Regions from separate parts of the Homo sapiens genome. Here regions 1, 3, 4, 5 and 6 are each linked to region 2. A link is a contact called in ENCODE Hi-C or POLR2A ChIA-PET data. All regions are on one chromosome and are shown on one strand. The core of a region is the stretch at or near the end of the contact, and the rest is flanking DNA. Distances in the headings are between cores, read along the strand shown. Region 1 has its middle 26 kb from the start of RBM47. Region 2 holds the start of N4BP2 (NEDD4 binding protein 2). Region 3 holds the start of WDR19 (WD repeat domain 19). Region 4 overlaps RBM47 (RNA binding motif protein 47). Region 5 overlaps APBB2 (amyloid beta precursor protein binding family B member 2). Region 6 holds the start of KLB (klotho beta).

Region 1 (4,713 bases), core at 822-3,321, 600 kb before region 2:
TTTGGTACCTTAGGATCATCATTCACCAAAAAGCTGCTTCTTTTCTTGGCTTTGTGTTTCTATCACTGAAGAGGACTCCCATTTATTCTTTGAGAGTGAAGACTATGGCTTCATCATTTTTCACTGTATCCTGCACAGAGCCTTGTATACAGTAGGTGCACAACAAATGTTTGATAAATTGAGACGTTTAGACTCCAGACCCAAATATGCTGCTTAAAGTCTTGGAAAACTCTGCCCCAGCATTCTCTGTCATTGGCAATATGGCTTTTAGAACTATTTTTTGATAATAAAATATAATAAAATATATCATTTTAATGATTGCTATATATTTTTTTTTTTATTTTATCTTTTGTAGAAATGAGGTGTCACTATATTGCCCAGGCTGGTATCAAACTCCTGGCCACAAACAATCCTCCTGCCTCAGCCTCCCAAATTGCTGGGGTTACAGGGCATGAACCACCGCACCTGGCCTAGTGATTTTTTTTTTTTTTTGAAATGGAGTCTCTCTCTATTGCCCACGCTGGAGTGCAATGGTGCGATCTCGGCTCACTGCAACCTCCACTTCCTGGGTTCAAGCGATTCTTTTGCCTCGCCCTCCTGAGTAGCTGGGATTATAGGTGCCCGCTACCATGCCTGGCCAATTTTTTATATTTTTAATAGAGATGGGGTTTCACCATGTTGGCCAGGTTGGTCTCGAACTCCTGACCTCTGGTGATCTGCCCGCCTCAGCCTCCCAAAGTGCTGGGATTACAGGCGTGAGCCACTGCATCTGGATAGAAATATTATTTTCTATGTCCACAATTTAAGCACTCTATACATAACAACTCATGAATCTTTACAGATATTCTCCCATATAGCTTGGTGCATACGAATGTGATATTGAAGTCTGTATGTGTCAAAGTAAAAATTATTGTGGGAAGCCTGAGCACGGTGGCTCATGCCTCTAATCCCAACACTTTGGGAGGCCAAGGTGGGTGGATTACTCGAGGCCTGGAGTTCAAGACCAGCCTGGCCAACATGGTGAAACCCAGTCTCTACTAAAAATACAAAAATTACCAGCCTGGCCAACATGGCGAAACCCCATCTCTACTAAAAACGCAAAAATTATCACCCTGGCCAACATGGTGAAACCCCATCTCTACTAAAAATACAAAAATTACCAGCCTGACCAACATTGTGAAACCCCGTCTCTACTAAAAATACAAAAATTAGCCAGACATGGTGGCAGGCGCCTGTAATCCCAGTTACTCGGGAGGCTGAAACAGGAGAATTGCTTGAACCCTGGGAGGTGGAGGCTGCAGTAAGCCGAGATTGCACTAGTGTACTCCAGTCTGGGTGACAGAGTGAGACTCTGCCTAAAAAAAAAAAAAGATTGTGGGAGCACTAAAGGTGGAAGGATGGGGAAGGCAGCAGCACTGTGAAGAGAAAACTGTTATGGAAAGCGGGAGATTCATGTTTTGCTTGAGCCACTGATGAGTTCTCTGGCCTTCAGAGTAGTTCTCTGAGACTTTGTTTTCCTCACCTGTGAAATGGAAGCATTTGGCCAGATAAGTTCTAAAGTCCCTAACATGTTTGAAAAGTGCTAGGACTTTTTTTTTTTTTTTTTTTTAAGACAGGGTCTCGCTCTGTCACCCAGGCTGGAGTGCAGTGGCACAATCACAGCTCACTGAAGCCTCGAACTTCCTGTGCTCAGATGATTCTCCCACCTGAGCCTCCGGAGTAGCTGGGAAAATAGGCACACGCTATCATGCCCGGCTAATTTTCAATGTTTTCGTAGAGATGGGGTTTCACCATGTTGCCGGAGCCATTCTTGACTGAACTCCTGAGCTCAAGCGACCCACCAGCCTCGGCCTCCCAAAATGCTGGCATTACAGGCGTGAGCCACCATGCCCAGCCTGAAAAGTGCCATGACTTTTTAAGGGAATTTAAGAGATTAACGTAATTAGCAGGGCAGGAGGAGGGCTCCCCAGATGAGTATTGATACCTCAGTGGGACCAAGACTCCCACACTGACTGTGCCACCTGTTTGAGTGGTCTGATTACCCACATCCTCTTTTGAAGGAGCTATGCCCCATCCCTTTGCACGGAGACTCAGTTTCAAGTTAACGTGATCCAGTTCTAAAAGGCCAAAGAGATTCTTTGCTGGCCTTGATACTCATAGGAACATTTTGCCACCTATTTTATTCTGATCACAACCCAGAATTCCTGCACTGATAGATTACTGAGTCTTTTGATTTATTTTTTTGCAGAAGTAAAATCTGGCAGCTAGTAATCTGGTTATTTTCTGATCCTTGTGGCCAGATGGCACTTTCGATGTTAAAACTGTTCAGAGAAAGAGGTTTCACAATGTTCTATACCTTCTCTGCACTGTTTCTCACATATCCACATTTTTGATGATGCAAACTTTTTTCTGAGCCCAGAAACTTAGACATTCAATGATGAAAACTGATGCCGGAAGCTCCCAATGTCTGGTTAGCCAGGGATCATCCTCCAAACCCTGTTTGATTAGACATTCGATACAATGATTTATAGTTCCTGTTTAGATATTCACTTTGATGATGAGCATTTAAAACTTTTTCCATTACAGTTGTTATTACTGCATGATAACCATTATTGTTGCATTAATAATGAATATCGTATAGAACACTTGCATATTGTCATTTGCAGAGTATCCTTTTATATTTGCCTTTTTTGGGCCGAGCACACTGACTCATGTCTGTAATCCCTGCACTTTGTGATGCCAAAGTGTGAGGATCTCTTGAGGCCAGGAGTTAGAGGCCAGCCTGGGCAACAGTGAGAACCCATCTTTATCTATAAAAAAAATTACCGGCCAGGCCCAAATAAAGCAAATTTAAAAAGATACTCTGCGAATGACAATATACAAGTGTTCTATACAATATTCATTATTAATGCAACAATAATGGTTATCATGCAGTGGCTCAGGCCTGTAATCCCAGCACATTGGAGGCTGAGGCGGGCAGATAGAGGTCTGGAGCTCAAGACCAGCCTGGATGATATGGCAAAACCCTGTCTCTACCAAAAATACAAAAAATTAGCTGGGTGTGGTGGCACGCACCTATGGTCCCAGTTACTTGGGAGGGTAAGATAGGAGAATCCCTTGAACCCAGGGAGCAGAGGTTGCAGTGAGCTGAGATCGCACCACTGCACTCCAGCCTGGGCGACAGACAGACGGGGAGACCTTGTCTCAAAAAAAAAAAAAAAAAATTCTACCCAAGCCTTTCCACTGTTTTTTTTTTTTTTTTTTTTTTTTTTGAGATGGAGTTTTGCTCTTGTTGTCCAGGTTGGAGTGCAATGGCGTGATCTTGGCTCACTGCAACCTCTGCCTCCCGGGTTCAAGCAATTCTCCTGCCTCAGCCTCCCGAGTAGCTGGGATTACAGACATGTGCCACCATGTCTGGCTAATTTTATATTTTTAGTAGAGATGGGGCTTCTTCCTGTTGGTCAGGCTGGTCTTGAACTCCTGACCTCAAGTGATCCGCCTGCCTCAGCCTCCCAAAGTGCTAGGATTACAAGGGTGAGCTACCGTGTCCAGCCTCCACTGTTCTTTTGGGTGCCCTTGCCACCCAAAATAACTCTTTTAGTGCAATACAAGTACCTAGTTTTCAGCCAGGCGCAGTGGCTCACGCCTGTAATCCCAGCACTTTGGGAGGCTGAGGCAGGTGGATCACGAGGTCAGGAGATCGAGACCATCCTGGCTAACATGGTGAAACTCTGTCTCTACTAAAAATACGAAAAAATTAGCAGGGCGTCATGGCAGGTGCCTGTAGTAGTCCCAGCTACTCGGGAAGCTGAGGCAGGAGAATGGCGTGAAGTAAAATCTCCAGGGGAGGCAGAGCTTGCAGTGAGCCGAGATCGCGCCACTGCACTCCAGCCTGGGCAACAGAGCAAGACTCCATCTCAAAAAAAAAAAAGTAAAAGTACCTAGTTTTGTTATCTAACTTATTAAAAAGATACTTGTTTTTTAAAAATTTTACATGCTGTTTCCCTTATTTCTGTTTACTTCATAATCTTTCTTCTTCTTCTTTCTCTTTCATTTACTAGAACTCAAATTAGAGAGTTTGAAATGCGTAGCAATACAAATAGTTCTTGGATTGATTTCTGACTCATCATCTTTTAGCCAAACAGCTTGAAATTACAATCAATTGCCTATCTCTTTGGCAGCCTCTGAAGACTCCCTTAGATTTCTGGAGCTGGGAGTTCTTTTTGGTGTTATCTAGCACAGCTTCTTCATGAAACAGAGGAGAGTAAAGGGGGTAAAGTTACCGCAATAAGTTCAAACGAGTAAAGGGAAAACTAGAGGAGTCAGAACTAGAACCCGCACGTGCAATATTCCAGCCCAGGTTTTTTTCTTCTTCCCTTTGCTCTTCCATGAGTGCTATCCCTCCTCTATCCTTTTACTTAAACGAATGTATATTATCTCCTTAATCCCATGTGATGGATTCAAGGGTGATTTTATTTTAGTTTTTATTTTTTGAGACAGAATCTTGCTCCGTTGCCCAGGGTGGAGTGCAGTGACGCCATCTCAGCTCACTGCAACCTCCAACTCCTGGGTTCAAACGGTTCTCCTGCCTCAGCCTCCCGAGTAGCTGGAACTACAGGCACAGGCCACCAGGCCCAGCTAATTTTTGTATTTTTAGTAGAGACAGGGTTTCACTATGTTGGCCAGGCTGGTCTCGAACTCCTGACCTCAGGT
Region 2 (3,962 bases), core at 1,463-3,962:
CCTCACCAACATGACAAAAACCCATCCCTACTAAAAATACAGAAGTTAGCCAGGTGTGGTGTTGAGCACCTGTAATCCCAGCTACTCCAGAGGCTGAGACAAGATAGCGCCACTGCACTCCAGCCTGGGCGACAGAGTGAGGCTCTGTCTCAAAATACATACATACATACATACATAAAAAATGCTCAATCTCTTCTTAAATTCCTAACATAAACTACTTCTAAAGGCATTTAATAGACAACTGATTCTTCCCAAGACTTACAATATGATTTTGCATATAAAAAGCTGAAAGGAAAGCAAAGAAGGTAGATAGCTATTTTTCTGAAATTCATTAACTAATAAATGGTTGCTGCTTTGCATATCAAAAAACATGCATAATCATGGCTAATCATGATGAAAAGGGAGATTTTAAAAGGAAAATAATCAGCGTTTTAAAACGGCCGGGCGGGCGTGGTGGTCACTCCTGTAATCCCAGCACTTTGGGAGGCGGAGGCAGTTGGATTGCTTGAGCTCAGGGGTTTGAGACCAGCCTGGGCAACATGGCGAAACCTCCTCTCTACAAAAAATACAAAAATTAGCCGGGCGTAGTGGCTTTCGCCTCTAGTCCCAGCTACTCTAGGGGACGAGGTGGGAGGATGGCTTGAGCCCAGGAGGCAGACGTTGCAGTGAGCTGAGATAGTGCCACTGCACTCCAGCCTTGGCGATACGGCCAGACCTTGTCTCAAAAAAATAAATAAATAAGATGCAACTATGTAACAGTATTTAGATTTAAAATAAATACTAAAAAAAAAACATGCAACTAGTGATAATATTTAGCTTCTACTGTGTACATACAAGATACTATGCCTACTTTAATATACTTTAATGAAGGAAAAAACATGCCTCTACCATAACTTAAGCCCACTTTTTCTATGAAATACAGTACTTCTATCTCCCCTTCAAATTAACTAAAGTCAACAAGTACACAAACTGGCATTCGTACGTACTGCGTGCTGATTTCAACTGCTTTATTCTTTATTGTTTTACAGGTTAGTCTTTTTTCATTAACTAAATTGTAGCCTCCTTGCAAAAGAGCAGCCATTTATTTCCTATTCTTCCCACCATGTCCACCACTACAGCCCCTCGCTCCTACCCCCCATCCTAGCACGGCACTTAAATAATAAAAGGTCCTGGCAGCGAAACTCAAAACTGTTTATTTCTGACCTTTAGCAGTAAACAATGTTAGAAAGGCAGATGGAACCACGTTTATCAAAACACAGAACACACGATGTTTACATTTCCTAAAGCGCGTCTTTTAGTTAAAATTAAAGGATGAGAGTTAAAACGAGTTACAAAAGACAGCTGGTGTTTGAAAGAAAAACACTGGAAGTAATAAAAACGGAGTGAAAAGGCTGATGTTGGGATTAAAAGAAAACATTTTTTTAATACAGCTGCAAATCAGTCATTGTTTTCTGAGAGGCTAGGTTCATCTCCAGGATTTTCTTCTAGGAGCTCAACCAATGGCCACCTTTACTGAGTTAACCAGTCTCCAGGCAAGCAGCCCTTGCTGATTGGCTCAAAGATGTCGAGTAGAAAAAGCAGCCAATCCTGCCTTCAAGCCAGAACTGTGCCATGGAGACATTACAACCACTGCATGGCGAGAATGTGTACAAACCTGTCCGTGCCACAAATATCAGATCCTAGTTACAAAGACTGCCGCCGAAAGGAAGAGCCTTTGAAGCCAACACTGACACTGACCTGTCATCTACATTCTATTACTCTAGCTCTCTTTCGGAGGGAAAAAAAAAACTATTTTAACCAAAAGCGCATGAGAGATAAACTGTGCCCCCGCTAAGATGACTCACTCTATTGAGGATGAATTTCCAAACGGACGGCTTAGAGAGAGTCCCGATGAGAGAGGGGCTCTAGAAGGGTCCCATTGAGGGACAAAGTTGCAGATGGGGGCAGGGGAGGCGGGACGAGGGCCAAAGACACACAAATGCCGGGGAGGGGAAAGTCTCCCCGCAGTCTCCAAAATCCGAACGTGTGAGTGGCTGTGTGTCTGGACTTGAACTGAGTAAATAAACGGCTCTGCTAGGACTATGTGCTCAGGAAGGTGGCCTGAAGTTCCCAGAAGGCTCCGCCTGGCAAACACCTAAGGCGCCTGGAGGGGCGCAAGGTCAGGTCCCGGCGGGAACAGATCTGGGAGGAAACCTCGGGGGGTCGAGAGGGGTGTGTCTGGGGCCTGGAGGCCCGCCAGGCACTCGGAGGCCAAGGAAGCGGCCGCGGCCCCCGCCTTCGCCCGGCCTCGGGCTGAGCGCCAGGGCCCGCCTCTCGCCGACGCCTCACTTCCCTTCCGTCCGGGCAGCCGGGCCCGCGGGTCAGATCGGAGGCGGCCCGCGCCGGGCCCCACATTCAGGGCTTGGGGGTTCATTCGCCGCGCCGCCCGCCGCTGCTTCAGGCCCTCCGCTTCGGCTCGGAGCCCCGGGACCCCTAACCTCCAGGGCCCTCACCTTGGACCCGCCTCCCTGCCTCCCACCCGCCGCCTTTACCTGCTTCTGGAGCGGGCAGAGGGCGTCGAAGCCGGTGCCGCGTCGTCGAACGCACAACGCGGCGCCGCAGGTCCGCAGCCCTTTCCCGCCGGCGCCACTGCGCTCTCCCGCGCCGCGCAAGGCTAGCAAGCAGCTGCGGCCGCGGGGGAGACACGGCGAGCGCGCCCGGCGGGGAGACACTGCCGCTCTCCGTCCGGCCGGGGAAGAGCAGCCGCGCAGAAGCCCGCCGCGAGAGGGCGGGTGGGCGGCCGGGTGGGGAGGGGTCTCGAGGCGCCGGCAATGGCTGCCACGTCGCCCAGGTGGATCGCCGCCCACCGCCCCCCCCCAAGCCCGCCGGCTGTCCGCCACGACCTCTGCTTCGTCCCCGAGCTCCGCCTCGGCGCGGCGGCCCGGGGGACTTGAGCCCGCGGGCGCTCCCACCTCTCCCGCTCCCGCTCTCCCGTTGGAGAGCAAGCCCTGCCCGGCCGGTTCGGCTGCTTCCGGTCGCCCACCCCCCAAGTCTCGCCCGAGAGCGGGCCGTGGTCCCCACTTTTCTTATCAGGGGGTCCCTGGAGGAGCAAGCCCTTCTTCGAGTGTCGGGTTCTGCTTGGGGGGAAGGCGGGAGCTGTTTGGCGCTGGGGAACATTGCAACAGGCCCGGAATTTTTGCCAAAATAAGCGGCGCGGTAAACCACAGCTGTTTCTAGCCCTCGGCACTCTCCCGAGCCCCAAAAAACAAAACAAACACAAGGTCGGCCTCGCGAGGTGAGGGGAGAAAGGAAAGCAGAGCTGGGACGAGCCCTGACGCGCGCGGGGTCCAGGCTGCAAGTTGGGAGGGACGGCGAGGCGAGCGACCGGCCTCGGCATTGCCTGACTAGGGCCGTGGCCGCTGCGGCGGGCACGGGAACCCGCCTTCTCGCGCGCGGCCCTCCCGCGGGGGGCTTCCGGGCGCGCGGCCTCGGAGCCCCACGGGGAGACAAAGGGGTAGGCGACTGCCACGGGGTGGAGGGAGGCTGCCCAGCCCCATCGGCCCTGCCAGCGTGCGGTCTGAGCTCGGGGAATGTGTGCGCCTTAGCCGGTGGAACCGCAGCCGCTGGCCTTTGCCCCCAGTTCGAGCTTGAGTTTTCGGATGCCAAGAAAAAGCAAAGACGTGCTCTTCCCTCTTGCGACCGCTGTAGTATGAGTCCGTCCCCAAGCCTGCACCATTTTTTTTCTCTCAACTCTGCTTTCCCTGGTTTATTTGTTCTGGGTTCTGATGTGAAATGTTTAGTGTTTTCAGGGTACGCAAATTTTTCACCTTTGCTTTCTGGTTGGTGGTGGTGGTGGTGATGGTAGTGGTGGTGGTTTTGCCTGTTTTTTACTTCCTCCGTCCCCTCCCTTTGCGGTTACTTTTCATTCCACTTGCAGTGGTTTTTCCCAGAATAGAGAAGCGAAATAACCTCATGACAAAGTG
Region 3 (4,329 bases), core at 1,296-3,795, 870 kb after region 2:
TAAAATGTATATCAGATTTCAACAACTGGAAAAAGAATGTAAACTATCTCGTTGTTAATTTTTATATTGATTACATGTTGAAATAACATTTTTGATATACTGGGTAAGATAAAATATATTATTAAAATAAATTTTACCTGTTTTCTTAAAAAATTTTAATGGTCAATAAAAATATGAAATTACATTAGCTCACAGTACATTTATATCAGACAGTGTTGATCTAGAACATTTAGGAATATGAGTTTCAGTGAAAAAATTTAGATTTCAATATTAGGTTAAATTATAGATTAAACAATGATGCCCATTTCTAGGCATATGAAATTTAGATACTGTTACACGGGACTTAGTCTGTGCGGCAACACAAAACTCTTACAATGCTCAAAATTAAACACCGCCTGGCCAACATGGCGAAACCTCGTCTCTACTAAAATTACCAAAAAATGAGCTGGGCATGGTGGCGCTTGCTGTAATCCCATCTACTTGGGAGGCTGAGGCACGAGAATCCCTTGAACCCGGGAGGTGGAGGTTGCAGTGAGCCGAGATGGTGCCACTGCACTCCAGCCTGGGTGACAGAGCAAGACTTCGTCTCAAAATAAATAAATTAACAACCAACAACCAAACACAAAGCAGTGAGGTTGTTTATTTTTATTTTTATTTTTTTTTAGACAGCGTCTTGCTCTGTCGCCCAGGCTCTGGAGTGCAGTGGGGCGATCTTGGCTCACTGCAACCTCCGCCTCCTGGGTTCAAGCGATTCTCCTGCCTCAGCCTCCCGAATAGCTGGGATTACAGGCACACGCTACCACGCCCGGCTAATTTTAAAAATATTTTTGGTAGAGACAGGGTTTCACCATGTTGGCCAGGCTGGTGTCGAACTCCTGACCTCAAGTGATCCACCTGCCTCGGCGTCCCAAAGTGCTGGGATTACAGGCGTGAGCCACCGCACCCTGTCCCAATGAGCATTTTACATGCTAAAGAAGAAATTCCCCTCTATTGAAAGTAGAGGTGGGCTATGATCATGGGACATAAAAGTTTTATAGAGCATAAAGAAACTCATGAAGAAAGAATATTTAAAAGCATCTTACTTTTGCAATTTTGTGACCATTTCACCCTGGAACTCCTTCATGCAAGTGAGAAGTCCTTAAACTTGAATTTCATTACCTTCAATGGCTGACTTGCCTCTAGCTGTGATTTCATATTATTTTTTTTCAGTGGAGCTCTATAGATGCTCCACATACCGTGCAGAGGAAAAACTGCTAGTTTCACAACCAAAAAACCAAGACTTAAATTTTGTTTGTAGCTTATTAGCTGTAGGGCTTTAAGTAAGTCGTTTAAATTGCCTCCAGCAAAAAATTCTCAACTGTAAATCATGAATAATAACTCTTCACTTCTAATATTTCATAAATTGTAAAGAGCTTTAGAAATAAAAATGGGAGTTATGATTACTGGTCCGTCAATTCCAATTTCCACACTAATAGCCACGAAGAAGCATGAGGACATCTAAAATAATTTTAAAATTGAGCCTTCCAGCCGGGCGCGGTGGCTCACGCCTGTAATCTCAGCACTTTGGGAGCCCGAGGTCGGGGGATCATGAGGTCAGGAGAGTGACAGCATCCTGGCTAACACGGTGAAACCCCATCTCTACTAAAAATACAAAAAATTAGCTGGGTGTGGTGGCACGCGCCTGTAGTCCCAGCTACTCGGGGGGCTGAGGCAGGAGAATCGCTTGAACCCAGGAGGTGGAGGTTGCAGGGAGCAGAGATTGCGCCACTGCACTCCAGCCTGGGTAACAGAGCGAGACTCAGTAAAAAAAAAAAAAAAAAAAAGCCTTCCATTTCTTTGCCAGAGCAGAGCAAGGGGGGACTGCTCTGATAAATCAGAAAGTGGGGTGAACAAGAAGCCCAAGCCTAGAAACCGTGCGTGCAGAGGATGAGGCACATGAGCGTGAGACCTGAGTTTTCGGGTGCAGATTTCCCGTCAATAATGTACACTCGCTAGCAGGTGATTGGACTGGTCACAGGTAATACATTTTGAAGTTATTCTTTAGGAGGCTTTTCATTCTTTTTAAGGCGCTGGGCAGCTGCGCGGCTTGCCAGAGGCTTAGCCCCAAGAAATGAGGTAGCTCGTGACATCGGACCCAGTCAACTTCACAGCGACCCTCCAAACGCGTTAACTCGACCAGTTCTTTCCGCGTGCGAAGCTGGGGTATCTTTAGATCCAGTCCGCTCATTTCGGCCAGGGAGGGGTTCCCACTTTCTGCACCGCTTCTACGGCGTCTGCAGTCCCCAAAACGAGAGGCCTCTCTCTCCGCCCTCTCCTCTCCTCCTATTTTCTTTCCTTTCTCTCGTCCCTTCAGCTTCGCCCCCGCTCTCTCTGGCCACCTCTCTCTCTCTCTCTCTTCCTCATTTCCAACGAACTCAGAAGGGAGAGGGACAGATATCCTCTTTTAAAAGCGACCAAGGGCCAGTAGTCGCGTTTTCCCGCCCCACCCCGGGAATTTGTAAGTTATTTACCTTCATCTCCACGCTCGAGCCGCTACGCGAACTATGAAGTACGCAGGCGCACCCGGTCTCCACCAAGCAGGCTACCGCGTTCCCGTCACCCAGGAGACCGCGCGAGCAGCGACCAATCAGCGAGTGCTAATTGAAAGGCGGTGCCTCGAGGGGCCGGGCCAAGCGCACCGCCCTCTGCGAGGGTGGGTGAGAGGCGGAGGGTGGAATCACATGACATCAGAGACGCTAACCCTGGGAAGTTGGGCGTCGCGAGGCCTTGCTGAGCCTCGGCTTCCTGGCTGGCTCTGATTGGATGAGATTCGTCCGGGAGAGACGGGCTCTGTGAGCCCTCAAAGGCGCGTGCGTAAATTTTGGACCGCGATGACTAAGATGTCAGTGCTGGCCAAAGGGGGCGCCGAGAAGCTGAAGGAAAGAAGACGCAGAATGTTAGATTAAAGGAGGCAGGATGGGCTAAATACTCCTATACAGTCCACGCAAAGAGGGGTTGGACGAGCTCGGGTATATCTTTTTTTCTTCCAGGTTTCTGGGGTAGAAGGGAGGAGGCATAAGAGGTACAATAGTTTATTTCAAGGTAGGGTTGTTGGTGCTTTTTTTTTTTCAGTTTCACCAAAATCTTTTTTTTTTTTCAATGTCAACAAAATGTGCTAGCTAACGTGGGCAGGAAAAATGAGCTCCAATAGTTTTCCTTTAGAGTTTGGATCTGGCAGCTTTTCCCCAAGTATAAAGCCCTGTTGTACAGTATTTGTGCTGCATTATTTATAGCATGAAAGTGCATCTTTTACCCAAGCGTCTGAAAGTGTTGAAACAGTCTACCTTTTGCTTTTCTTTTCGACATCAGGTAGGAATCTGATTGGCTTAGAGAAAGTTAATCAATGATTTGAAATAACTAATAATGAATGTTTGCAAATTCTTAAGTAGGGTGCTATGCCTTTGCACTGGGGTTTTCAGTTACGTTACGACAGGGGTCCGGATCCAGACCCCAAGAGAGGGTTCTTGGATCGCGCGCAAGAAAGAATTCAGGGCGAGTTCTCAGTGCTGAGAAAAGCAAGTTTATTAAAACACGTAAAGTGGTGAAAGGACAGCTACTCCATAGACAGAGTAGGACATTCCTGAAAGCAAGAGAAGGGACGCATCCACCCTAGGTACAATGCTTGTATATATGGGGAGATGTGCTCTGCTACAAGGGTTTGTGATCAAAGATTAATTTTCTTAATTATTTTGCAGGAATTGATATTATTATCTTTAAAGCAAAATTAGGAATGCCTTTGTTCTCCAGATATCCCGATATCTGGGTCTGTTTTAGTAAACATTATTAATTTATTCCCTTAATCGTAAACATCTAGAGGCGAGGAATGCCCAAATTCTGAGAATTCAGCCCAGCAAGTCTCAGCCTCATTTTCCTAGCCCTCACTCAAAATGGAATCGCTCTGGTTCAAACGCCTCTGACAGTTAGGTTAATTACTTAAATTTTTACTGAAAGATTCCTCTGCTGAAAGGGTAACCATTTAAAAATAGCCAGAGCAATCAGTTCTTAACAAGACCTGCCCTCAGGAGAAAGTATTTTTACCAAAGCCTAGTCTGCTGGGGTTTTATCAGAGCCTAAACTACCTGGGAGAAGGGAAATACTCAACTTCAGCCTCCATAAACCATCCTGTTCCACTTAAGTGTGGGAGATTAAGAAGTATTGGCGGGCGCCTGTAGTCCCAGCTACGCGGGAGGCTGAGGCCGGAGAACGGCGTGAACCCGGGAGGCGGAGCTTGCAGTGAGCGGAGATCGCGCCACTGCACTCCAGCCTGGGCGATAGAGCGAGACTCCGTCA
Region 4 (4,727 bases), core at 1,159-3,658, 520 kb before region 2:
TAGGTAATCTAGTTCCCACTTAAGTCAGATCTTATTTTTTATAATTTTAATAACTTTTAAATAATTACCCTTAAAGTTATAGAGTTTTACCTAGAGAATCTGAACTAGTTATTCCCATCCAATTTGTTTCTTTGCTATTGCATTTTTTTTTTTTTTTTTTCTGAGACAGGGTCTCGCTCTGTCACCCAGGCTGGAGTATAGTGGCATGATCTCGACTCACTACAACCTCCACCTCCCGGGTTCAAGTGGTTCTCCTGCCTCAGCCTCCTGAGTAGCTGGGACTACAGGCGCGTGCCACCATGCCCAGCTAATTTTTTGTATTTTTAGTAGAGATGGGGTTTCAGTGTGTTAGCCAGGATGGTCTCAGTCTCCTGACCTCGTGATCCGCCAGTCTTGGCCTCCCAAAGTGCTGGGATTACAAGCGTGAGCCACCGTGCCTGGCTGCATTTTTTTTTTTTTTAATTTAAGATAGAGTCTCGCTCTGTTGCCCAGGCTGGAGTGCAGTGGCATGATCTTGGCTCACTGTAGCCTCCGCCTCCCAGGTTCAAGTGATTCTTCTGCCTCAGCCTCCTGAGTAGCTGGGAGTACAAGTGCACGCCACCATGTCTGGCTAATTTTTTGTTATTTTAGTGGAGATGGGGTTTCACCATATTGCCCAGGCTGGTCTTGAACTCCTGACCTCAAGTGATCTGCCCTCCCTGGCCTCCCAAAGTGCTGGAATTACAGGCGTGAGCCATCGTGCCCAGCTTGCTATCACATTTTGAGCACCTACTGTGTGTAGCATTGTGCCAAGCACTTTGTGTGCGTTACCCCTTAGCCCTTACAGCAGGCCCTGCTACACAGCACCATTTACAGATGAGGAACTGAGGCAGTGAGAAGTCATATCTCTTGTCCTAGGTAACATAATAACTCTAGAAGTTAAGGTAGAAGAGAAAATGATAGAAAAGGCCATAAGCAAAGCTTTCAGATGGAAGAACAATGAAATCTAAGTGGTGGGCATGTAGAAAGAAAAAGCTAAGAACACTGAAAATGAATGGAAGTAGAAAATGGAGGCAGAGGGAGGCCATTTATTCTACAATTGTCTATAAGTGTCAGGAGGAAAATCCTATGTGTCAAAAGACAAAATTGCAACAAATTTAGTTTAAAGTTCTCAATTGCTTTTATTTGAGTTTCTAGAATCGGGCAACACTTCCTTCCATATTATAGGAAAAGGGTTCCAGTCAGCCGAGCAGAAGAGCTTGGCTTTATAAAGTAGAAGGAAAGAACTTAAAGTATATTAATTGTTTCAAAGATACTTTTTTTGTAAGGAATGGGACAACAGGAGACAGAACAACAGAAAAATAACATCAGATTACTTTAAGGATTAAAGCAGGGAGTTTCATTATGCCAATTAAAGATTTGAAACTGGCCCATTTAAGAAATTTGGTGTTATTTCTTCGTCCTGATTACTGAGAAGGTCAGACAACAACTTAGTTTCTGTTTTGTGATGTGGAACTTTAGCCTGGGTGACTCCATTTTGATTTTCAGTCTGGTCTATTGGGCCCTAGTTGCAGAAGTTTAGTCCAAAACAGTGACCTCCTATAATTCTTTTTTTCTTTTTTTAAGAGAAGAGGTCTTGCTGTGTTGTCTAGGCTGGCCTTGACCTCCTAGGCTCAAGCCATCTTCCCATCTCAGCCCCCTGAGTAGCTGGGACTACACGCACGCACCACCGCTCCTAGCTTCCTGTAATTTTTATTGGACAGTTTGTTGGTTTCTTCACCAGGGAGTAACACAATGGTACCACATTTATCTAATCTTGAGATATGTGCTGAAGTAGGAAAAAACTCCAGAGTTTTAAACGGTCTGTGATAAGGCAGAGATTTGGGGCTTTGGGTTTCTGGTTTGTTGCATTCCTGTTTCTTTGTGACTATCAGCTTATCCCAGACTTTTTTTTTTTTTAAGTATGAGATACCATAAGGGAGGATCAGGAAAGGGAAAACAGGATTTTTAAAAAAATTGGAACAGGGAATAAATAGCAGAGAGGAACATCCTTTTTTTTTTTTTTAAACAGAATCTAACCAGGTACCCATTATACGATCTGCATTTGTCTGGACTGTCACTTGAGCTGTTCTCTGAGCTGTCTTCATGTAACTATTAACTCCCTGATCTTTCTGAGGCTGCCTGTGTGAGGTGGCAGCCTTGTTTAGTCGGCAAACAAGCTGTTGCTGAGGACTCTTGACAACATGAGCAGGCATTTCCCAGTTTGAGGAAGTCCCTGTGGCCTGTGTTAGATTCGGCCACCAGCATGCACAGAGCTGAAGCGTGGGTGCAGGCATTGGCTAGATGGGGTTCAGCCCCTTTCCCAGAACTGAAACTGGTCCCAATCCATCTCTTGGCTCAGCACTCCAGGAAGGCTATTTGAGGAAGCAAACCTATAAGGAACTAAGAACAGTCATGTGTTCATGATTGACTCACTCAGGGTTTCCTCTTTAGCACGTGACCCTCAGGCCACCCATTCCTTGGAGTGGGCTGAAAGTTAATGATTCGTTACTGCCAGGGACGCTTTATTTGAGCAACTCCTTTTTTTCTCCTGGCTTGAGTCACAGGTAGCATTCAGCATGGACTTTGGAGCCAGCCTGTCTGAATCTAATCACTCAGCTCCACCAGCTCTGTGACCCTGGGAAAGTTATTTAATGTCATCCTATCTCAGTTTCTTCATCTATAAAATGGGTATCATCATCATCATCATCAGGATTTCTGTGAATATTATATGAGATAACACATGCAAAGTGTTTACAACAGTGCCTGCCACACGGGAATTTAAAGTATCTAGAAAGTGAAACAACCCTCAGTTGCTAACTTCAAAAATAGAAATGAGCTGAGCTTGCACCTGTAATCCCAGCACCCTGAGGGGCTCAGGCAAGAGGATCACTTGAGGCCAGAAGTTTGAGGCTGCAGTGAGCCATCCATGATCATGCCACTGCACTCCAGCCTGGGCGATAGAGTGAGACCCTGTCTCTTTTAAAAAAGAAAAATGACAAATGATTTCTCATTGTGATGTTAGTATGTTACGTTTGTCTGATATTTTACAGTTTCCAAAATGCTTTCATATATGTTATGTAAGTTGATCACAGGGGCTAGGTAGTAGTTAGAAAGTTTCACCTTTGTAAGAAATAGGCTTGGAGGCCAGGCATGGTGGCTGTTGCTATGTTGCTCAGGCTAGGAGTTCAAGACCAGCCTGGGCGACATAGCAAGACCCCATCTCTACAAAAAAATTTTTTTAAAAAATTGATCAGGCATAAATATGATTGTGGGTGACAGGGGGAGACCCTGTCTCCGCCCCCCCCCAAAAAAAAAAAAAAAACAGAAAAGAGAAAGAAAAAAAGAAATAGGCTGAAGAAAGGGCATAATCTGGGAAAGATAAGGGAAAGCATGTAAGGGATCCTTTCTCAAGGAATGCATTCCATTGCCTGGGGCACTGCCCCAGGAGGAGGTGAGGAAAGATGCCTCTTAGCAAGCTATGTGAGCCTGCAGGGAAGGAACACTTCCCCAGTGTCCGATCCAAAGGAGAACCCTGCCTTGGGTGGCGACAGAACCAGATGAGCTATTAACAATGCCCTCCTGGCCACCAGCACTGGCAGGCCCCCATTTCTTCTGGGCTTCCTCTGGATCAGAGAGCACCTCTGAGATCAGACCCTTTCTCTCCCTGCTGGAGCCAGGCCTCAGGAGCTTGGTAATGTGTGAGAACAAGCACAGAGGAAACCATGAAGGAATCTGAGGTTTCTCTTCAAAAGAGAGAAAATTCCAGATGACCAAATATCACTGTACTCTTGGCGGACAGAATGGCTTCATTTGTCCTTTCAGTGCTAAAACCAGGACAGTCCTGGGCAAACTGGCATGGGTTGGTCACTCAGACACACAGTAGCCCTTATCAAAGTGGTCCAACGGGGATTAAGGACAAAACCATTAAGTATTCAAATTTTAAGTATTCAGTTAACTTGGGGAGACTTCTTTATAGGTAGCTATTCCTTGGTAGTTTTTTTTTTTTTTTTGAGATGGAGTTTCGCTCTTGTTGCCCAGGCTGGAGTGCAGTGGCACGATCTCGACTCACCGCAACCGCTGCCTCCCAGGTTCAAGCGACTTTCCTGCCTCAGCCTCCTGAGTAGCTGGGATTAAAGGGGCCCGCCACCACTCCTGGCTAATTTTGTATTTTTAAGTAGAGACCGGGTTTCTCCATGTTGATCAGGCTGGTCTCGAACTCCTGACCTCAGGTGATCCGCCTGAATCAGCCAAAAAGCTGGGATTATAGGTGTGAGCCACCACGCCCAGCTTCCTTGGTATTTCTTTATAGGTAGCTGTATTAATAACATTCCCTTTGTGAATTACAGTGTCTGTTCAGTGTTTCTGTAGGGCCAGTATTCTTCAATGTAGGGTTTCTCAATCTTGGCACAGTTGATATTTTGGATTGTTTTAAGGGGTTTTCCTGTGCATTATAGGATGTTTAGCAGTATGCCTGTGCTTATTAGAAGCCAGTAGCACCCACCACCAAAAATGTCTTCATGCGTTGCCAGATAACTTCTTGGGGACCCAAATGGTTCCCAATTGAAAACTATTGCCTTGAGGGGTCTATGGCAGCTCCCATGTTTTAGGGGAATTGACCCAAACTGATTATCTTCGTAACCTATCTGATGTTCTCTTCATTTTTTGTTCTTTTCCTCCAGTTTTGCCAATTCTGATGCTTTTTCTTT
Region 5 (4,638 bases), core at 457-2,956, 850 kb before region 2:
GCTAATGTAGAGCAGAGAATGGGGAATCAAGACTAGGGCTGGGAGCTGGGCCCAGTGGCTCATGCCTGTAATCCTAGCACTTTGGGAGACTGGAGCAGGTGGATCTGTTGAGCCCAGGAGTTGAAGACCAGCCTGGGTAGCACAGTGAGACCCCGTCTCTACAAAAAAAGAAAAAATTAGCCGGGTATGGTAGTGCGTAGCCTGTAGTCCCAGCTACTCGGGAGGCTGAGGTTGGAGGATCACTTGAGCCCAGAAGATTGAGGCTGCAATGAGCCATGATCTTACCACTGCACTCCAACCTGGGCAACAAAGCAAGACCCCTCTCTAAAAATTAAAAAAAAGACTAGTGCACTTTAGGAGGCCGAGGCGGCGGATCACCTGAAGTCAGGAGTTCGAGGCCAGCCTGGCCAACATGGTAAAACCCTGTCTCTACTAAAATTACAAAAAAAAAAAAAAAAAATTAGCCAGGCATGGTGGTGGGTGCCTGTAATCCCCGCTACTAGGGAGGATGCGGCAGGAGACCATCACTTGAAACTGGGAGACAGAGGTTGCGGTGAACCTCAGATCAAATCTAGCTCTGCTGTTTATTTACATTGTGACATTAGACAATTCAACTAAGTTCCCTGAACCTCAGTTTCTCATTTAGAAAATAAGAAATACAGCACCTACTTTGTAGTGTTGTTGTGAAAACATGTTGTGCTACATGTTGTAAAGCATGCAGCTTGTGGCAAGTGATGTGTAAATGTCAGCGCCCACCTTCATGCTTTCCCTGCCAAGACCAGACTTGTATATAAAACACTCAGCACAGAGTGAGCCCTCGATAAATAGTCACTGCTAGTATCATGATGATTATAAGTGATTATCAGATTACATATGTCTAATGAGATATGCCTGCAAGTTCATCTTTAAGTAAACATACACTTAATTTGTTCCATGACATTCTGGAAACATTGTGCTACGTCTCTCGGTTGAACCCACCTCTGCTCAAATTTTCCATTGATAAAAATAGGACTCATAATGCCAGCCTGGTTCCTGGGCAGGAAATGACTAATGCAATTAACTGTTTCTGTACTAAATCACAACCCGGAGGCGTGTCTCTGGCATGAGTGAAGAATCGTCAAGAATCCTGGCTGTTAGGATGCTGATTGTCAGGTTCCTCTGCCTGCATCGTTGTTTGTCAGCCTGCAGTGGCCTGGGGATTGAAAACTGGAGTGGGTTTCCTGCAGAGAGCAAACCCTTTCATTAGCCAACCTGAACATGCAGTCGACTGACACTTGGCGTTTCTCTCCGTAAATTAATAAGTTGGCATTTCTGGTTGATATTTTTAGATTTGTATGACTTGTTCATAACGTGCTGATGATTGAACCTGCTCAGCAGGTTAATGAGAGTCGCTGTGGGGCAGGCATTGCAAATAATGGTGATTGCATGGTGCACCGGCCTTTCTTTAGTAGCAGAAGCCCTTCTGTGTAAGGGCAAGAGCAGGGCCACTGTGACAGGGGAGGCCCAGAGGCCTCAGCCCCACACTGGGCTCCTCTGCAGGTTGCCCCTGGACCTAAGAGTGCTACACCTCTGGAAAACAGTGTGGAGAGCAGTGCTGTGGCCTGGAGGGAGGAGGACGCAGCTAGCAGGCAGTTAGTCGGTTCCCTGGGCATTTCCTTTGCCTCCATAGGCCTCCTTGCCTCCAGTGATCTGTTAGCAGGTGTTGGGTGATGGTGCCCCCTAGTGGACAGTTTGCACAAGGGCACCCACACTACCTCAGGGCTTTTGGTTCCTGCAGTGGCGGGCTCCCCCATTGTCGGCTCTGAGGTACTTCTGAGAAGCCTCGGGACCAGCCCAAAGCTATAAACGTAGAGCTGGTGGGCTTTGAAGTACTCACTCCCCATTGAGGGATTATTTTCTTCTCCTCAGGGTACTCCTAGGAGGCCTTGAATTCTTCGGGGCCTCTTTAGAGTGGGGCTGGCCTCCCTGGGCTCCGGTGCCAGCCGGGTGTAGCTACTGGGTGCACCCAAGATTGTGAGGAGGGGAGGAGGCGTGTTGTGCACACGTGTATGGGGTGAGAGGCATTATAGGTGTGGCCTGGGGATGCCGGCCTCCCTCTCTCCGTCAGGAAAGCCAGCATTGTTGCCGCACCTAGGAGGCAGCAAGGCGCGGTGACAGGAATGTGTCAGGACACAAACTCAGGCTTCACTGCCAGCTCTGCCATATGCTCATGGTTACCTGAAGTGTATACACCACCGTGTGTTTGTTGGCTGGGGCTGCCATAACAAAATACCACAGACGAGGTGGCTTCAACTACAGAAACGTTCTTTTCTCACAGTTATGGAGGCTGGGAGCCCAAGGTCACTGTGAAAGCAGGTTTGGCTTCCCCTGGGGCCGCTCTCCCGGGTTTGTGCTGGCCGCCTTTTTGTTCTGTCCTTACATGGCCTATTCTCTGTGTGGGCGCCTCCCTGCTGTCTCTTCCTCCTCTTATAAGGATACCACACACACACACAGACACATACACACACACATATGCCACACACACACCACACACACCCACACCATACACATATGCCACACACACACACCACATACACATACACACATACACACACACACACCACACAGACACACACCTGGGCACAGTGGCTCACGCCTGTAATCCCAGCACTTTGGGAGGCCAAGGTGAGCAAATGGCTTGAGCCCAGGAGTTCCAGACCAGCCTGGGCAACATGGTGAAACTCCATTTCTACAAAAAAAAAACCCACCTTTTTTTAATTAGCAGGCATGGTGGTGCACACTTGTAGTCCCGTCTACTCAGGGGAGGCTGAGCCCAAAAGGTGAAGGCTGCAGTGAGCTAAGATCGCGCCATTTCACCCTAGCCTGGAAAACAGAGCAAGACCCTGTCTCAAAAAAAAAAAAAAAAAAAAAGGGTCAGGCACAGTGGCTCACACCTGTAATCCCATCATTTTGGGAGGCCAAGGTGGGCAGATCACCTGAGGTCAGGAATTCAAGACCAGCCTAACCAACAGGGCGAAACCCCATCTCTACTAAAAATACAAAAATCAGCCAGGCTTGGTAGCACACACCTGTAATCCCAGCTACTTGGGAGGCTGAGACAGGATCATTGCTTGAACTCAGGAGGCGGAGGTTGTAGTGAGCCACTGCACTCCAGCCTGGGTGACAGAGTGAGACTCTGTCTAAAAAAAAAAAAAAAAAAAAATATATATATATATATATATATATATATATATGTAATATATTAAATTAAATTAAATAAAGCATATCAGTCCTATTGGAGTAGAGCCCCATTGTTAGAGCTCATTTAACTTAATTACTGCATTAAAGACCCTTTCTCCAAATACAGTCACATTGGGGGTTAGGACTTAAGCATAGGAATTGGGGAGGGGACACGATTCAGTCTTAACAACTACCCTGTACCTCAGTTTCCTCATCTGTGAAATGGCAATAATAATATCTGCCTCATGTGTTGATATGTGGATTAAGTTGATTGAACAAGATATGTAAAAGGAAGTCTCTAGCTGAGTCCTTTGCATGTATGTCTATCTGTACCTAGATCCATCTACATATACACATATAGACATGCATATATGTGTGTATATATGCATATTTACATATACATGCATATATACCCGTGTGCACATATATACATGCATATGTACATGTATATACACACACTCTCAATAAGTGCATGTGTGGGACACTCCTTTCTGCCACCTCTGTTTTAGGAAACCTTAAATTTGCCAGGAGTCTGTTTGCTTATCTCAAAAATGGGAGAGAGGAGACCATGTGGCCTAAGGGAAAAGACATCTCACTTTGGGTCAGAAGATTGAGGGTTCAAGTCCTTTCATGGTCAAAATGTTTCCAATGTTTTGTATGGACACTTAAAAAAGATGCAGAGTCCCTCTTTCACTGGGTTCACTGGGTTGTGAAAATTGAACTAAATTAAGTTAGGTAACTAATAATAAAGCACCTGTGGTTACATCAGAGCGCTGGAAATGGAAGTTTCCTCCCTCCTCATTGGGACTCTGAAATCCCCTTAACTAAGTACTGGTGGGAATTTTTGTTTTCTTTTTTCTTTTCTTTTCTTTTCTTTTTTTTTTTTTTTTTTTTTTTTGAGACAGGTTTCACTCTGTCACCCAGGCTGGAGTGCAGTGGCGCACCTCAGCTCACTGTAGCCTCTGCCTCCCAGTCAAGCCATTCTCCTGCCTCATCCTCTCACCTCAGCCTCCTGAGTAGCTGGGACTACAGGCGTGTGCCACCATGCCCAGCTAATTTTTAAATTTTTTTGTAGAAACAGGGTCTTGCCATTTTGCCCAAGCTGGTCTCGAACTCCTGGGCTCAAGCAGAAGCCACCTCAGCCTCCCAAAGTGCTGGGATTATAGGTGTGAGCCACTGTGCCCAGCTGAGAATGCTTTTAAGTTAACAATGAATACTTAGAATCTATGCTTAGAATACACTGAAGACATTATTTCATTGCCATGCAAAAATGTGTATCTTGTGTCTTAAAAGGAAAGCATGTTGATGTCATGACTTTAATGCTACACAAATGTATATCTTAAATTAGAAGCCAAATCCAGGCCCCTCCAGGACAGTGGCACCCTCCCCCTCTCCAGCATGGCCTCAGACCACTGACCT
Region 6 (4,382 bases), core at 1,805-4,304, 650 kb after region 2:
CTTTTTCACTTTAGATCCTTTGGTACAATGTGATATTTTTATTTTTTATTTATTATTTTTTTGAGACAGAGTTTCACTCTCGCCCAGGCTGGAGTGCAGTGGCGTGATCTCGGCTCACTGTAACCTCTGCCTCCCGGGTTCAAGGGATTCTCCTGCCTCAGCCTCCCGAGTAACTGGGACTATAGGCACGTGCCACGACGCCCAGTTAATTTTTGTGTTTTCAGTAGAGAGGGTTTCACTATGTTGGCGAGGCTGGTCTCAAACTCCTGATCTTGTGATCCACCTGCCTTGGCCTCCCAAAGTGCTGGGATTACAGGCATGAGGCACTGTGCCCGGCCCAATCTGATATTTTTAAATGTACATGAGCATGAATTGTTTTAAAAATTAAAAGGACTGGCTGAGCGCAGTGGCTCACACCTGTAATCCCAGCACTTTGGGAGGCTGAGGCAGGTGGATCATGAGGTCAGGAGTTGGAGACCAGCCTGGCCAACATAGTGAAACCCCTCTCTACTAAAAACACAAAAATTAACTGGGCTGGTGGCATGTGCCTGTAGTACCAGTTACTCAAGAGGCTGAGGCAGGAGAATTGCTTGAACCTGGGAGGTGGAGATTGCAGTGAGCCAAGACTGCGCCATTGCACTCCAGCCTGGGTGACAGAGTGAGACTTTGTCTCAAAAAAAAAAAAAAAGAAAATTAAAAGGACTAAATGAGAGGAATATTTTTCTAACTTTTGTATGCATAATCTTGATAACTGTTAAATACCTATACAATTTCTACCCTTTAAGGTCTTATTTTGTCAAATCACAGTATACCCACACATTAATATGTTCTATATACAACTCTAGTCAAAGATATGCAAATGACCTTGAAATCATAATGCAATCTGTTTACCTCAAGGGCAGATGTATCTGAAACCATAGTACAATGCACATGTGTAATAATCCAGAAAAGTTCAAAAAGAAAAGAAGTGATAGCAGATATTTTTGTATGTACAAATTTAGACATGGAATTATTTTATGTTGCTGTATTTTTTTTCTACTTCTGTATATTTAGCTTTTGATTATTAATAATTAAATTACTTTTTGTAGCACATTATAAAATTATATTGATAAAGTTTTTTCATTTTTAAAATGTAACAGGTGTGCAGAATAATTTATTTTTCCTAAGTAAACTATTTGACTCAAAAAGTTAAATTCGATTCTAGATATTAGCCTCAATGTGAGGCTAAATCTCTTGCAAATTCCTGAGTCTTCTTTTCAAAGCATTCTTAATGAAGACAGTTAGTGTTAATTATGTTGTCATTTAAAAAATCCATGTCCACAACAGCTGTATTTTACTCCTTAACCTTGGGAAAATTATTTAATCTCATTAAGCTTCAGTTTCCTCATCTTTTAAATGGGAAGAATAATAAAACTAGTTCAAAAGGCTGTTAAGAGGATCAACTGTAACGATGCATGTAAAATACTTAATGTAGTCTGTGGTACATAATAAGTACTCAGTAATTATTACCTATTATTTTGCTTGTATTTTCACTATTGTTTTACTAATTTTAACATTTCTCAACATTATCTCTAGCTTTTGAAATATATTGCTTGAAAATTGCTTTAGTAGAGCACATTCTTCCCAGTTCTTATGGGAAGAAATGTGTTTAGCTCCCATAACAATTAATCTTCTCTTTTTTGCTATGTAACACAAATAAAATCAAAAGTGAAGTATATTTAAATTTCTGTATTTAATATGCATGAGTTAGCTAACATTTATTTGGCTTACTTATTTACTTACTTTATTTACTTATTAGCTAAGTTAGCTATACTTAACAACAAATACATATTTGAAATGGTTGTGCCTTAAGATAATTCTGAAATGATTGCATGTTGTCAGAAAAGGGTTCCAACAATTAAATTTATGAAGCACTGTTTTCCCACAGAATGAAAGTAAGCTCATATATTCACACTGTAGTGTATAATGGTAGATTTAAAAATAGCCTCAAAGTGCAACTTTTGAAAAAACTAATTGGATTAATACATTAAAAATACCTTAGATAAATAAAACATACACTAACTTAAATGCAAAATTTGAGGATAGATCTTTTGAATTAGCTTAAAATCAGTTGCCTTGATTTCAGTGAAGAGAATTACTGAGGCAGAAGGTAAATTCTTAAATTCTTAGTGTTTTCTGAAGCTATAAGAAGAAGCTAGCTGTACAGTACCTTGATCAAGTTGTGTCCCACAGTGTAGACAGCTGCTAAATTTCCCTTCTCTCCAGGGGCATGCATACCTGTCCCATACCCATGCCAAGCCACTAGATATGGGTTGTGAATTGTAATCCAATATTTGACACGGTCCCCAAACATCTGGAAACAGTATGTGGCATAGTCATTGAAGATATCTATTATGGTATCATTTTTCCACCCCCCATATTTTTCTTGTAGTGCCAAAGGCAAATCCCAGTGGTATAAAGTAACTATAGGTTCAATGTTTCTAAGCACTAGAGCGTCCAGAAGAGTACTGTAGTACTGCAGACCTTTTGCGTTGGCAACTGTTACTATTCCATCGGGGAAAAGCCTTGGCCAGGAAATTGAAAATTGATAAAAAGAAACTCCTATAAAATCCAGGGCTGATAAGTCTTTTTCCAGAAAAATATAACTGTCACTGGAACCATTCGTGCTGCTGACATTTTTAAGGTGTGTGTGGATGAAATGATCCCATATAGAAGGTCCTTTTCCATCCTTCTTCCAACTCCCTTCCACTTGCAATGCTCCAGTCCCAATACCCCAGAAAAAGTTTTTAGGGAAAGTGTCATAGAGAAACAGCTGACTTTCATTTACCGGAGTAAAATTAGGATTTTTAGACCATATAGCTCTTCCATCTCCAGAGAATCCAGTAACAGCTCGTAGCAGAATAAGTGCTGACAGGATGACAGATCTTTGCAATCCCCCGTTGGACATTGTATTCCTATAGCGTGTGGTTATTTCATCAGTGCTGAAGAAAATCCATTCATTCCCTGGAGATCCTGCCGCACAGCCTGGCTTCATTTGCCACCAACTGCTGGACTGTCTTATCAAAGCTTCAGTAAAAGCTTGTGATTGTAAAGCTCTGTCAATGATTAGCTTGAACTGGGAGACTGAGGATGGGTCATAGAGAGCAACGTAATTTGAGGGAGGTGGCCCTATTGCAGTCACCAACGCGTCTCCTTCTCTCTCATTATGGAAAAAATTAGATGAAAATGCATCGGTGACAAGAGTTTGAATGTGTAACTAACACATATGTAAACACTGGATTAAAATCACATTATTTTCCGTGTAGCCTTTCATATTGACCCAAATCTTTTCTGAATGTTTTGAACATTATTGAATAAGGTATATAGCTTTTCTATTTTTAGAGTTTTTGTGTGGTAATTTTATAATCTCATATATCAAGAAAAATAACATATACAAGTATATAGCATTCCTACATACCAATAGTAAAGAATTAGAAAACACAATAAGAAATTACACTTCTCCACAAAATTATAACGCATCTAAGAACAATCTTAATAAATGTTACCTATTTTAGGAAAATTGCAAAAATGTATTGGTAGATTTGAGAGAAGACTTGAATGAGAAAATATAGCACTTTGTGGATGGAAAAATGAAATACTTTTCAATTTAATACATTTAACTTAACTAAAATCCTCTAATCTCTAATTTTATTTTTTATTTTATTTATTTAACTTAACTAAAATTCTCTAATCTCTAATTTTTTAATTAATTAATTAATTTTTAATAAGAGTCTTGCTTTGTAGCCTAGGCTGGAGTGCAGTGGTGTCATCACAGCTCACCGCAGCCTCAACTTCCCAGGCTTAAGCAATCCTCCCTCCTCAGCCTCCAAGTAGCTGGGACAACAGGCACATGCCACCATGCCCAGCTGATTTTTGATTTTTTGGTAGAGGTGGGGTCTAGCTATGTCCCCCAGGCTGGTCCTGAACTCCTGGGCTCAAACAGCCCTTCTGCCTCGGCCTCCTAAAGTGCTTGGGATTATAGGTGTGAGCCACCATGCCTGGCCTAATCCCAAATTTTAGTTCAAGAAAATTATTACGAAAGGCCAGGCACAGTGATTCATGGCTATAATCCCACCACTTTGGGAGGCCAAGGCAGGCAGATCACTTGGGGTCAGGAGTTTGAGACCAGCCTAGCCAACATGTTGAAACCCCGTCTCTATTAAAAATACAATTAGCTGGGCACGGTGGTGGGCACCTGTAATCCCAGCTACCTGGGAGGCTGAGGCAGGAGAATCTCTTGAACCTGGGACGTGGAGGTTGTAGTGAGCTGAGATCGCACCACCGCACTCCAGCCTGGGCAACAGAGCAAGACTCGGTCTCAAAATAAAAAAAAAAAAAAAAAG

The links. A loop is a pair of places that touch in the nucleus more often than their neighbours do. ChIA-PET counts read pairs that join two places held with the same protein, here RNA polymerase II (POLR2A). Pooled maps may share reads with other maps.
Region 1: a loop to region 2 is called in a pooled map, with 17 times the contacts of the local background. The contact joins the enhancer-like site here to the promoter of N4BP2 in region 2. A Hi-C loop is called at or near these places in 5 of 50 pooled maps. POLR2A ChIA-PET finds 5 or more read pairs at or near these places in 3 of 52 experiments (A549, HEK293T and WTC11).
Region 3: a map of gastrocnemius medialis shows a loop between it and region 2 (11-fold over the local background). The contact joins the promoter of WDR19 here to the promoter of N4BP2 in region 2. A Hi-C loop is called at or near these places in 4 of 168 maps with a recorded cell type or tissue (ascending aorta, gastrocnemius medialis and naive thymus-derived CD4-positive, alpha-beta T cell) and 18 of 50 pooled maps. POLR2A ChIA-PET finds 5 or more read pairs at or near these places in 3 of 52 experiments (B cell, PC-9 and activated B cell).
Region 4: a loop to region 2 is called in a map of PC-9, with 4 times the contacts of the local background. The contact joins the enhancer-like site here to the promoter of N4BP2 in region 2. A Hi-C loop is called at or near these places in 1 of 168 maps with a recorded cell type or tissue (PC-9), 10 of 37 single-sample maps with no recorded cell type and 5 of 50 pooled maps. POLR2A ChIA-PET finds 5 or more read pairs at or near these places in 4 of 52 experiments (A549, Caco-2, GM12878 and 1 more).
Region 5: a loop to region 2 is called in a map of chondrocyte, with 5 times the contacts of the local background. The contact joins the enhancer-like site here to the promoter of N4BP2 in region 2. A Hi-C loop is called at or near these places in 8 of 168 maps with a recorded cell type or tissue (B cell, CD4-positive, alpha-beta T cell, CD4-positive, alpha-beta memory T cell and 4 more) and 13 of 50 pooled maps. POLR2A ChIA-PET finds 5 or more read pairs at or near these places in 2 of 52 experiments (activated B cell and activated CD4-positive, alpha-beta T cell).
Region 6: POLR2A ChIA-PET joins it to region 2 with 11 read pairs in BJ. The contact joins the promoter of KLB here to the promoter of N4BP2 in region 2. POLR2A ChIA-PET finds 5 or more read pairs at or near these places in 2 of 52 experiments (BJ and naive thymus-derived CD8-positive, alpha-beta T cell).

The regions. Positions count from the first base shown.
Region 1 is chr4:40,653,914-40,658,626 of GRCh38, reverse strand. No RefSeq gene overlaps it. Among named protein-coding and RNA genes, the nearest start is that of RBM47, 26 kb to the right of the region's middle. Within about 2 kb of position 2,071, at least 3 of the 41 ENCODE cell types and tissues checked have a DNase peak (open chromatin) inside an H3K27ac peak, as active enhancers do.
Region 2 is chr4:40,055,600-40,059,561 of GRCh38, reverse strand. N4BP2 (NEDD4 binding protein 2) reads right to left here and starts at 2,712. Exons shown (of 18, transcript NM_018177.6): 1 at 2,532-2,712. It also overlaps the pseudogene LOC344967. RefSeq lists enhancers at 1,651-1,750, 1,851-1,900 and silencers at 2,091-2,440, 2,491-2,950, 3,291-3,500.
Region 3 is chr4:39,180,745-39,185,073 of GRCh38, reverse strand. WDR19 (WD repeat domain 19) reads right to left here and starts at 2,545. Exons shown (of 37, transcript NM_025132.4): 1 at 2,511-2,545. The coding sequence starts at 2,516. RefSeq lists enhancers at 1,507-1,576, 2,277-2,426, 2,551-2,845, 2,697-2,876.
Region 4 is chr4:40,574,857-40,579,583 of GRCh38, reverse strand. The region is part of intron 1 of RBM47 (RNA binding motif protein 47); the gene reads left to right. Among named protein-coding and RNA genes, the nearest start is that of RBM47, 53 kb to the left of the region's middle. RefSeq lists enhancers at 2,056-2,255, 2,276-2,445. Within about 2 kb of position 2,408, at least 33 of the 41 ENCODE cell types and tissues checked have a DNase peak (open chromatin) inside an H3K27ac peak, as active enhancers do; they include GM12878 and PC-9, where a contact is called at or near this core.
Region 5 is chr4:40,905,944-40,910,581 of GRCh38, reverse strand. The region is part of intron 10 of APBB2 (amyloid beta precursor protein binding family B member 2); the gene reads left to right. Among named protein-coding and RNA genes, the nearest start is that of NSUN7, 160 kb to the right of the region's middle. Within about 2 kb of position 1,706, at least 13 of the 41 ENCODE cell types and tissues checked have a DNase peak (open chromatin) inside an H3K27ac peak, as active enhancers do.
Region 6 is chr4:39,405,602-39,409,983 of GRCh38, reverse strand. It overlaps KLB (klotho beta), which reads right to left and starts at 3,054. Exons shown (of 5, transcript NM_175737.4): 1 at 2,210-3,054. The coding sequence starts at 3,034.